2 separate regions of the Homo sapiens genome follow, and region 1 is linked to region 2. A link is a contact called in ENCODE Hi-C or POLR2A ChIA-PET data. All regions are on one chromosome and are shown on one strand. Each heading gives the region's core, a stretch centred on a gene start or an enhancer-like site at or near the end of the contact. The rest is flanking DNA. Distances are from core to core; before and after follow the strand shown. Region 1 holds the start of PGS1 (phosphatidylglycerophosphate synthase 1). Region 2 has its middle 13 kb from the start of RHBDF2.

Evidence for each region. A loop is a pair of places that touch in the nucleus more often than their neighbours do. ChIA-PET counts read pairs that join two places held with the same protein, here RNA polymerase II (POLR2A). Pooled maps may share reads with other maps.
Region 1: a loop to region 2 is called in a pooled map, with 2.1 times the contacts of the local background. The contact joins the promoter of PGS1 here to the enhancer-like site in region 2. A Hi-C loop is called at or near these places in 2 of 50 pooled maps. POLR2A ChIA-PET finds 5 or more read pairs at or near these places in 3 of 52 experiments (GM10248, activated B cell and activated naive CD4-positive, alpha-beta T cell).

What each region holds. Positions count from the first base shown.
Region 1 is chr17:78,375,543-78,381,435 of GRCh38, reverse strand. It overlaps PGS1 (phosphatidylglycerophosphate synthase 1), which reads right to left and starts at 2,787. Exons shown (of 10, transcript NM_024419.5): 1 at 2,628-2,787. The coding sequence starts at 2,770. RefSeq lists a silencer at 2,502-2,741 and an enhancer at 1,937-2,898.
Region 2 is chr17:76,511,479-76,517,634 of GRCh38, reverse strand. No RefSeq gene overlaps it. Among named protein-coding and RNA genes, the nearest start is that of RHBDF2, 13 kb to the right of the region's middle. RefSeq lists an enhancer at 4,204-4,806. Within about 2 kb of position 2,199, at least 29 of the 41 ENCODE cell types and tissues checked have a DNase peak (open chromatin) inside an H3K27ac peak, as active enhancers do.

The DNA.
Region 1 (5,893 bases), core at 1,538-4,037, 1.9 Mb before region 2:
CTCAGAAACCTACACTACCACTCAATACCGGTCAAAGCATTTATCCTCAGTCCTACCATAGGCATTATTTCCGAGGATTACAAAGCAAAAACTTCTGTCTTAATGCCCAAGAAACTGAGTTGCTGGTTGAACTGTTGTCCCAGAGAAACAATCATCTCTCTCAGCTTAATGAAGGATGAAGGCACACAAACTGCATCCACTCACACAATTTACAAAAAAAAGAGATTAGAAAGTCAATTTAGACTATCTCCACTGCCACACTGCCCCTCCCACCACCAAAAAACAAAAAAGTGGCTGGGCGCAGTGGCTCACACCTGTAATCCCAGCACTGTGGGAGGCCGAGGTGGGCAGGTTACAAGGTCAGGAGATCGAGGCCAGCCTGGCCAACATGGTGAAACCCTGTCTCTACTAAAGATACAAAAATTAGCCGGACGTGGTGGCATGTGTCTGTAGACCCAGCTACTCTGGAGGCTGAGGCAGGAGAATCACTTGAACCCACGAGGTAGAGGTTGCACTGAGCCGAGATCAGACCACTGCACTCCAGCCTGAGTGACAGAACAAGACTCTGTCTCAAAAAAAAAAAGAAAAAGAAAAAGAAAAAAAGCACACTCATGAGAGATTTCTTTTTTAAAATATTTGTGTCAACTGCCCCAACATCCTTTAGTAATCAATTCCAATGTTGAACAATGATTTATAATGAAGTGTTTTTCATATAGTTTAAACATATAGAGGGAAATGACAAAGTCACCTAAATCTTGTCTTCAAGGGTAGAACATTTTTTTGAAACTGTAAACCAAATCTCAGTGGTTTGATGCCAGGACGTAGAAGTCATCTGACTTCGTCACCCAGAGATGAGCAGGTCTTTTGTTAAACACTGAAAAAATGAAAATGCAAAAAATGCAGAGGCCATTTCTTTTACAGCCCCAGTCCTGCTGGGTTCACCAACGTGAAACCTAGCAGGTTTCCAAGAGCGCCATCCTGCCCTGATTCTATCACCTAAAAATTCCCCTAAATCAAACTTGAGTTTTCGATGAAAATCTTCCACCATAGATCACCATGAAGCAAGCTCTTTTCTGTACCTAGAATCAGTACACATGACTGGACCCCAGATCTCTGTACTAGATGTCTGACCCCAGGAGGTCAAATCTCACCCGAGGAGTACACGTACAGATAGAAAATCTAACACAATGCAACCTCAACTAAAGGAAGCAGTTCTAAGATTTTTTTTTTTAAAGATCAAGTGTAAGACTCAATTAAGAAACCTATTTGCAGCCGGGCACGGTGGCTCACGCCTGTAATCCCAGCACTTTGGGAGGCCGAGGCAGGTGGATCAACTGAGGCTGGGAGTTAGAGACCAGCCTGACCAACATGGAAAAACCCTGTCTCTACTAAAAATACAAAATTAGCCGGGTGTGGTGGCTTATGTCTGTAATCCCAGCTACTCGGGAGGCTGAGGCAGGAGAATCGCTTGAACCTGGAAGGTGGAGATTGAGGTGAGCCAAGATTGCGCCATTGCACTCCAGTCTGGGCAACGAGTGAAACTCCGTCTCAAAAAAAAAAGAAAAGAAAAGAAAACTATTTGCACACAAGAGAATTTTTTTTTTTTGAAACAGAGTTTTGCTCTTGTTGCCTAGGCTGGAGTGCAATGAGGCAATCTTGGCTCACTGCAAACTCCACCTCCTGGGTTCAAGCGATTCTCCTGCCTCAGGGTCAGCCTCCCAAGTAGCTGGGATTACAGCCATGCACCACCATGCCCAGCTAATTTTGTATTTTTAGTAGAGACGGTTTCACCATGTTGGTCAGGCTGGTCTTAAACTCCTGACCTCAGGTGATCCACCTGCCTCGGCCTCCCAAAGTGCTGGAATTACAGGCGTGAGCCACCACACCCGGCCAAGAATTATTTATCCCCTTTTTTTTAATATTAGCAAGCCTCAGGTCAGCATGTTCTTGGCAAATGTTTATTTTAAAAGACCACTGCCTGAACAAATTGCTCCAAAGCCTACTTCATCATTTACATAACTTCAGTACTTTTCCAGAACACAGGCCCTTTGAAATGTGTAAAAAGTGTTTCGAGTGGCTCCTCTTCCCATGCCTGAGTGTTACTAAGGATTGCTTCACAGCTTTTTCTGGCAGGATGTGAGAAACGCTCTATACACAAAATCCCAGCAACGGTGATTCACTCACAGCCAGGCTTACCTAAGGAAAAGACCCCTCTGAACTCTCCGACACTCACATCCTGGGGCCGAAACCATGATATAAACAGCCTCTGGAGCTTGACCGAAGCTCCCTGAACGCACACACAGTCCCTCTTTTAACGTGTAAGTGCACGGTGGCCGGGGCTCGCCAACAAGCACGGTGTAGACGGGGAGCAAGGACTGGCCGGGCTGCGCAGGAGGCCCGCCGGCTGGACCCGGCCGATAATGGAGCACGAGCCGCCCACCCTCCCTCAAGAAGGCCAGTGAAGAAGCACATAGGTCAGGCGCCGAGCCCCGGGAGGCAGAAATGGGCCCGGAAACCGGGGAGGGACTCGCTGCGGATGCCCAGGACGCTGGGGCCGGGAGTTTGAGCGCCGGGGGGCCGGGCTGCAGCCGCGAGGGCTGCACTCTCATCCCGGCCGCCCCTCTCACCTCCTGCGCTGGCGGTCCCGGTTCCTGCCGAGGCGGTCGGACAGGCGTCCCAGGAGCGCGGCCAGCCCTGGGCGGCCAGGCAGGAGGCCCAGCAGTCGCCTCCAGAACACGGGTCCCGCCGCAGCTGCCGCCGCCACCGCCATGGAGACTCGCCGCTTCCGCTTCCGCTCCCGGCGGGCGCGAACTTTATTGACAAAGGCGAGCGCGGACACGGCTCAGGCGCGCAGGCGCGGAACCCCTGGCTCGGGGAGGGCGGCGCTGCACCGCCCCCAAGCCTCAGTTTCCCCTCTGGGGGACACAGGCGAGGAACAGTGGTCGCGCCGCAGGAGGGGGTCGGAAGCCGGCCCGTTAAATCCGTAAGGGCGCCAGGTGGCCTGCATTCCTGCAGTCACTCGTCACAGGTCGCGGAGGAAAGGATGCGGCGCAGGGGCTCTAGCACCGTCACGCTTGGCTCCAACTCACCAGCTGTCAAAAAAGCTTTTGTTTGTTTGTTTTGAGACAGAGTCTCGGTCTGTGTCCCAGGCTGGAGTGCAGTGGCGCGATCTTGGCGCATTGCAGCCTCGACCTCCCGGCCTCAGGGGATCCTCTCAAAGTGCTGGGACCACTCCCAAAGTGCTGGGACCACCAAAGTGCGTGTGCCACCATGCCCGGCTAATTCTTTACTTTTTTGTCGAGATGGGGGTCTCACTACGTTGCCCAGGCCGGTCTCGAGCTCCTGGGCTCAAGAGATCATCCAGCCTCAGCCTCCCAAAGTGTTGCCATTACAGACATGAGCCACCGAGCCTGACCACTGGCTGTCAAGATTGACTCCTCGGCCGGCGCAGTGGCTCACGCCTGTAATCCCTGCACTCTGGGAGGCAGAGGCGGGTGGATCACCTGAAGTCAGGAGTTCGAGACCAGCCTGGCCAACCTGATGAAACCCCGTCTCTACTAAAAATGCAAAAAATTAGCTGGGCGCAGTGGCCCATGCCTGTAATCCCAAACTACTCAGGAGGCTGAGGCAGGATAATCGCTTGAACCCAGGAGGTGGAGGTTGCAGTGAGCCAAGATCGAACCACTGTACTCCAGCCTGGGCAACAAGAGCAAAACTCCGTCAAAAAAAAAAAAAAAAAAAAAAAAAAAGGACTTCTCACTGATAAGTGAGGGAATTACTGTTTGAGGCTCTAATTGATAGGGTGTTCTTTAGACTTGTACAACACCCCTAAGGTGTTAAACTTGAACAAAGTCTGTTCTTGTACAAAGTCTTGTAACCTGGTTAACGCTGACTCACTAAGGTGCACAGAACCACGGAAAATCCCCACCAGACTGAGAGAGGAATCATTTTTCACCCTGTTAGCCCCAGAGGCTGCAGCTCCATGGCACAGAACAGCCTAAGCAAATCTGTGTGAGATGAACAGTCTTCCACCCTCCTGATATGCCCAAGTACACAGATATCACTGGCCCCTGGCAACACACAGTTCTATGCCCAAAAAGCTGACGGAGCACATCCTCATACACCAAGAACACTTTTTTTTTTTTTTTTTTTTTGAGGCAGGGTTTCACTCTTGTCACCCAGGCTGGAGTGCAATGGCGCAATCTTGGCTCACTGCAACCTCTGCCTCCTGGGATCAAGAGATTTTCCTGTCTCAGCCTCCGGAATAGCTGGGATTACAGGCGTGCGCCACCACGCCTGGCTAATTTTTGTATTTTTAGTAGAGACAGGGTTTCACCGTGTTGGCCAGGCTGGTCTCAAACTCCTGACCTCAAGTGATCCACCCAACTCGGCCTTCCAAAGTGCTGGGATTACAGGCGTGAGCCACCGCGCCCGGCCCAAGAACACTTTTTGCAGCTAATTTTAAAATGGAAAACTTTGTGGCATTCTGAAAGGCAGGAGAGGTGATCTCTGATCTGTAATATGCAGCTCCCTGGCTGACCCACATAGGCTGGGACCTGGAAACTGGAAAAGCTGTAGGACATAATCATAGTCTGCCGTGTTGTGAGGTTAAAATGATATGGACACGTGGGCCGGGCGCAGTGGCTCACACCTGTAATCCCAGCACTTTGGGAGGCCGAGGCGGGCGGATCATCTGAGGTCGGGAGTTCGAGACCAGCCTCACCAACATGGAGAAACCCTGTCTCTACTAAAAATACAAAATTAGACGGGCATGGTGGCACATGCCTGTAATCCTAGCTACTCAGGAAGGCTGAGGCAGGAGAATCGCTTGAACCCGGGAGGCGGAGGTTGCAGTGAGTCGAGATCGCGCCATTGCACTCCAGCCTGGGCAACAAGAGCGAAACTCAGTCTCAAAAAAAAAAGATATGGACACACTGAAAAAAACACTCCAAAGTCCACTTCCACAGATTATGCAGGGAAATCAACTACACATTCCCACAAGAATGTTCATCTCAGCCTTGTTCATGATATCGGAAGTGTGGAAGCAAATCTTCAGGGTAGGGGGGTTGGTTAAATAATGATACATCGGTATGTTGGAAGACCACACAATCATAAAAATAACATGTTCTGGAAGAATATTTAATGACATTAAGTGTAAAAGCCAAATTACCAAGGAGTAGCGTAGAGACCATCTCATTTCATTAAAGGAGAGGAAGAAAGAGGAAATGCGTGTATGTACACAGAAAGACTGAAAGTAAATACCCCCAAATGTTAATGTTGGTTATTTGGTGCCATTAAGGAGTTTCCAAATTGTTGACAATCAACAAGTATTTCAGATTGGCTTAAAGTTTTCTTTTGCGTTTAGATAGCTTTACTAATACTACATGGAATTTGATTCAACCCTTCCAAGTTAGAAATGGTGAATCATCAAATTTCCTAACTTCCAGTAACTAGAATGAGGCCATCCATTGCATGGTTCCACTTTTGCACTGTTCCTGGCCCACGGTTGTTGCAGAGTAAACACTTGCTGTATGGCTACACCGTCATGCTCAGCGGTGAGCGCCACATGGGCTATGGGAGCCTGGTTATCATCCTAGAAGGAGCTGGCAGCTTTTCTGCATGGGTGCTTTGCTGTGCGAGGTACTGAGACAAACAGCCATGGTACAGGCTCACTGGGAATTCCCAACCTTAAAGAAATGCTAGCAACAGACAGCAATATTGATAGCATGGTAAGTCACACTAATAAGTATTTACCCTAAGGATAACATCAAGGAATGACCCAGTCCCTTCTGAAACCACACATCGAGAGCCTCTGGCCTTCATGGCTAGTTTAAAACAGACAGAGCTATCACCAGAGTGAGGCAACCACGACTTTGCTGGGGACACATACATT
Region 2 (6,156 bases), core at 950-3,449:
TGGCCATTCCTCTGGGGGAAAACAGGCCCAATCCCAAACAGGGACCTGAAGGACCCACGCCCATCCCTGCCTCCCCTGAGCCTTTTCTGTAGTAGGGGTAGGAGGGGTGGGGGTGGGGGGGAGATAAGTGAGTCTTTGACTTTGTCTAAGTCCAAAAACAGAAAGTAAATACTGTTCATTGTCCAAAACAATAACAGTAATTTTCTGTTTAAAAAATTTTTCTTTTACAAAAATTAGCTGGGCATGGTAGTGTGCACCGGTAGTCTCAGCTACTCAGGAGGCTGAGGTGGGAGGATCTCCTGAGCCCAAGAGGTCGAGGCTACAGTGAGTCATGATCGTGCCACTCTACTCCAGCCTGGGTGACAGAGCAAGACCCCATCTTAAAAAAAAAAAAAAAATTAAACACTGCTGTCCAGCTTGGGCGACACAGAGAGACCCCATCTTAAAAAAACAAAAAACAAACAAACAAACAAACAAAAACCTTTTTTTTTCCTGAGACAGAGTCTGGCTCTGTAGCCTAGGCTGGAGTACAGTGGCACAATTTAGGCTCACTGCAACCTCCGCCTCCCAGGTTCAAGCGATTCTCCTGCCTCAGCCTCCCGAGTAGCTGGGATTACAGGCACCAGCCACCACGCCCGGCTAATTTTTGTATTTTTAGTAGAGATGGGGTTTCACCATGTTGGCCAGGCTGTTCTCGAACTCCTGACCTTGTGATCTGCCCGACTTAACTTCCCGAAGTGCTGGGATTACAGGCATAAGCCAGCGCGCCTGGCCAAAAAATTCTTTAACAAAGTTTTTTTTTTTTGTTTTTGTTTTTGTTTTAGAGACAGGTTCTCACTCTGTCGCCCAGGCTGGAGTGCAGTGGTGCAATCAGAGCTCACTGCAGCCTTGACCTCCAGGGCTCAGCCATCCTCCCACCTCAGCCTCCTGAGTAGCTGAGACTACAGGTGTACATACACCACGGTACCTGGCCTTATACATAGTTTTTGAAGTAGCATTCCTGGGGATTCTATATGATTACAAAGGCAATATGTATAAGATGACAGCGAGAGTGAAAAAAAGAAAATTTAAAAAAAAAACAACAGACCAGGTGCAGTGGCTCACGCCTGTAATCCCAGCACTTTGGGAGGCCGAGGCGGGCGGATCACCTGAGGTCGGGGGTTCGAGACCAGCCTGGCCAATATGGTGAAACCCTGTCTCTACTAAAAATACAAAAATTAGCTGGGTATGGTGGCAAGTGGCTATAGTCCCAGCTACTCGGGAGGCTGAGGCAGGAGAATCGCTTGAACCCAGGAGGCGGAGGTTGCAGTGAGCCGAGATCGCACCATGCACTCCGGCCTGGGTAACAGAGCGAGACTCCGTCTCAAACAACAACAACAAAAACAAAAACAAAAACAAAGGCAGCCGGGTGCGGTGGCTCAGGCCTGTAATCCCAGCACTTCAGGAGGGCAAGGCGGGCGGATCACAAGGTCAGGAGTTCGAGACCAGCCTGGACAACATGGTGAAACCCCATCTCTACTAAAAATACAAAAATTAGCTGGGCGTGGTGGCAGGCGCCAGTAATCCCAGCTACTCAGGAGACTGAGGTAGGAGAATTACTTAAAAACCCAGGGGCGAAGGTTGCAGTGAGCCGAGATCACACCACTGCACTCCAGCCTGGGTCACAGAGCAAGACTCTGTCTCGAAAAAAAAAAAAAAAACATTGCAGGAAATTTGAGGGGGAAAGAAAAGCACAAAGGGAGGTGTCCAGGAAGTGGTTGGAGAGTCTGGTCTGAAGCAGGACAGAAGTCAGGGCTGTGACAATAAAAGTCCCCTGTGGTCCCTCCACCCGAGAGTCACTGTGAGTGTTTTGCTGTAAATACTGGCAGTGGTTTTCCTGTGCACACGCACATTTTACGCGGCACACGCACATGACATTTTATGTTACGCCAGGATCTTAGCATGCATATGGGTTTTAGTGAAGAAGCCTCCAGCAGTTTCGCAAGTGAGTGGGTTTCGGTTCAGGTCACACAGGGATGATAGTAGCAGTTGACTCAGTGGCAGCGTATGTGGGTCTGACAAGTTCCCAAGGCTTTCTGGCTGGTCCCCAGTTTAGTGTGAAATGAGCCAGGAAAGAAAGCCATCGTCTCGCCCGGCGACTGCAAAGCCTCCTCCCAGTCGTCGGCCTCCGCTCTGCCCTCCCACGTTGTGGTCTCCACTCAGGGCCCAGGAAATGCTTTTATCGTGTGAATCAGATCGCGTGGACTCCTCCCTGGCCCATCAAAACCCTGCCCTAGCTTACTGAAGTCACAGCCAAACAGAAAGCAGAGTCCTGGCCTGGCTCCCCAGCCCGCCTGATTTGGCCCGGGCCATCTTTCCAGGCTCATTTCTCCCCCGGCTCCCCTTCTCGCCTTCTTTTTGTGTGTGTGTGTGTGAGACAGAGTCTCACTCTATAGCCCAGGCTGGTGTGCAGTGGCATGATCTCAGCTCACTGCACTCTGCCTCCCAGGTTCAAGTGATTCTCCTGCCTCAGCCTCCTGAGTAGCTGGGACTACAGGGCGAGCCACCACACCCAGCTAATTTTTGTATTTATAGTAGAAACGGGGTTTCACCATGTTGGTCAGGCTGGTCTTGAACTCCTGACCTCCAGTGATCCACCCACCTCAGCCTCCCAAAATGCTGGGATTACAGGTGTGAGCCACCGCGCCCGGCCATCTCTCTCTCTTTTTTTTTTTTTTTTTTTTTTGAGACAGAGTCTTGCTCTGCCACCCAGGCTGGTGTGCAGTGGTACGATCTTGGCTCATTGCAACCTCCACCTCCCAGGCTCAAGCAATTCTCCTGCCTCAGCTGCCCAAGTAGCTGGGATTACAGGCACCCGCCACCATGCCCAGCTAATTTTTGTATTTTCAGTAGAGACGGGGTTTCACTGTGTTGGCCAGGCTGGTCTTGAACTCCTGACCTCAAGTGATCCACCCACCTTGGGCTCCCAAAGTGCTGGGATTACAGATGTGAGCCACCACTCCCAGCAACAGTAGCTCTTAAAATCAAAATTAGCCGGGTACAGTGGCTCACACGCATAGCCCCAGCTACTTGGGAGGCCGAGGTGGGAGGATCACTTGAACTCAGGAATTTGAGACCAGCCTGGGCAACATAGCAAGACTCTCTCTCAAAAAACAAAACAAACAACAACAAAAAATACCTCCCCCCTCCCCAAATCCATGATGAAGAAAATGCCAAAATTTTAAATACAATGAGGATCCCTTTTCCCGGTCCCTCTATCCTCACTGTCCGGCCCTCCTGCCCACAACCCACACTTGGGAAATATGGCTGAATGAATTAGAAGAGCAGGGGAAGAAACTGAACATTAGTCGGGCAGAGGCAAAGAGCAAGAAGCAAGTGGGGTGGCTCACAGAGACAGCTCGATGAGACCTCCTACCTGGGGGCCAGGCTGGGGTGCTGAGGAGCCCCCTTCCCCTGCCTGGCTAGCAGGTCCTGGAAGCAGTGAAGGAAGAGACCAGCTGGGAGCCCCATGACAGGGCAGGGACCTGGGGGTTCTGCCTCCAGGAGAGCCAGGAGTGCAGGCCAGAAAAGCCCGTTAGGGAAAGGGAATCACCCATGATGTTGGTTTCCCTGGCTGCTGTAACAAATGACCACGAACTCGGTGGCTTAAAACAGCAGAAATCGGCCGGGCGCAGTGGCTCACGACTGTAATCCCAGACTTTGGGTGGCTGAGGCAGGTGGATCACCTGATGTCAGGCGTTTGAGACCAGCCTGCCCAACATGGCAAAACCCCATCTCTACTAAAAATACAAAAATTAGCTGTGTGTGGTGATGGGTGCCTGTAATCTCAGCTACTTGGGAGGCTGAGGCAGGAGAATTGCTTGAACCCGAGAGGCAGAGGTTGCAGTGAGCTGAGATTATCCCACTGCACTGCAGCCTGGGCGACAGAGCAAGACTCCATCTCAAAAAAAAAAAAAAAAGCAAAAAACAAAAAACAGCAGAGATCGATTCTCTTAGGGTGCTGGAGGCCACAGGTCTCAAGTCAAGGTGGGGGCCGGGGCCACACTCCCTCTGAAGCCTCTGGGAAGGATCCTTCCTCACCTCTGTCAGCCTTTGGTGGCCCCAGGAGTTCTTGGGCCAGGCCAGCGTCACTCCAGCCTCTGCCTCTGCGGTCACGTGGCCTTCTCTCTGTGTTGCTCTTGTCTCAAGTCTCTCTCTGTGTTTCTCTTCTAAGGACACGTGTCACTGGATTTAGGGCTCACCCTAAATCTGGGATGATCTCATCTTGAGATCCTCAGCTTAGTGACATCTGCAACAACTCTTTTCCAAAAACTTCACATGCACAGGTTCCTGGGCCTCATATCTCTGGGGGCCACCATTTAGCCCACTACCCTAGTGGACCAGGAGGAAGGAGCCAGGGAAGAGGCAGGGATCTGCCGCCCAGAGTCCCTTCCTCCTCCTCCTCTTGAGCCCTTTGGGAGCTGGGCCCTTCTGATCTGGGTGCCAGAGCAGACAGGCAGGGCCTGCCAGAGGAAGCATCCATCCCCAAGGACGAAGAGCATAGTAAGCAAACATGTGAACAGCGGGGTGAGTTCAGATGAGCAAGGACGGGGTTCCTGAGGTAGGGAGGGTCTCTTCTAGACGGGCCTCATCTGTTCCCCTCCATCACCCTCAGAGATGCACCTCATGACCCCATCTTACAGCCAAAGAGCTGGGCTCATCAACAAGCCGCCCACGGCCACGGGGCAAGGCAGGAGCCACAGGCTGACCCCAAAGTCCCAGCCTCTCCCACAGTCCCCACCATTAGAGAGAAGCAGAGAGGACACAGCAGGACAGGAAGACATCGCCCTGGCCCGGGCTCCCCACGGCCTCCCCGGTGGTCTCCAAGGTCACCTCCTACAGTCCAGGCTCCATCCAGCAAAGCTCTCTTCAGGAAAATTGACCTCGTCGGCCCCTGCTCAAACCTTCCGATGGCCCCACACCAGCAGCAGCTAACGGGGAAGGATGATGAGGGTGGCGAGGGCAGCTGGGATCTGAGGCGGGAAGAGCACAGGGGTGTGATCTAGGGGGACCAGTGACCAGAGACTTTTGCTCCCAGCTTCTTACCCTGGAGTGACATCTGGGCCAAGGGAGAAAGGGAGGGCCCAGGCGTCGGTGGCAGCTCGGGAGGTGAGATGGGACCCAGCCTCTGCCTCTCCTACCCTCTGGGGGCCTTGGGAGAGAAGAGCTCCTTGGAAGAGCCTCTTCCATTTCTCCTTGGTGACCGTGGAGCCAGCAAAGCAGTGTCTGAGGCTGCTTGGTTTTAGATTGGTCCCAAGAGACCCAGACGGGCTCCAATCTCCCTGGACTTGCTGTGCAACCACGAGCCAGCCTCTCACCCTCTCTGTGAAAGCTTGGTTACCTGCTGGCTTTGGGTTACCTGCTGTTCTTTCTGCTGAACCCAGTGGCCCCATGCACGACTCCCTAGGAGTTAGGATGAGGGTCCCAGGGAACAGAAAGCCCAGGGGGGCCAGCAGCCCCCACCCAGGCTGTTGCCTAGGCTGGTCTTGAACTCCGGGGTTCAAGTAATCCTCCTGCCTCAGCTTTCCGAGTAGCTGGGATGACAGTGTCATTTATTTTAAAATACAAATTTAAATTGTCAGCATGAATTTTACTATCCATCTTTATATTGTGCAATGCCAGTTTTTGCACACAAATAGAAGAGCATTGAATTCATAATGCAGAATCAGCAGAATTACACAATTGGTATTTCATAGTTCCTACATGCGTCTGTGGTGTGTGTTGTTCTTACCACAGCAGTGGAAACACTGCACAAAACTAACTCACCTGTTTTTATTTCACTTTTGTTTTTGTTTTTGTTTTTGAGACGGAGTCTCACTCTATCGCCTAGGCTGGAGTGCAGTGACACAATCTCGGCTCACCGTAACCTCCACCTCCCGAGTTCAAGCGATTCTCCTGCCTGAGCCTCCCGAGTAGCTGGGGCCACAGGTGCCCACCACCACACCTGGCTAGTTTTTGTATTTTTAGTGGAGACAGGGTATGGCCATGTTGGCCAGGCTGGTCTCCAACTCCTGACCTCAGATGATCTGCCCACCTTGGCCTCCCAAAGTGCTGGGATTACAGGCATGAGCCACCGCACCCCACCTTTATTTCACTTCTTGATTCTCCCAACACTCC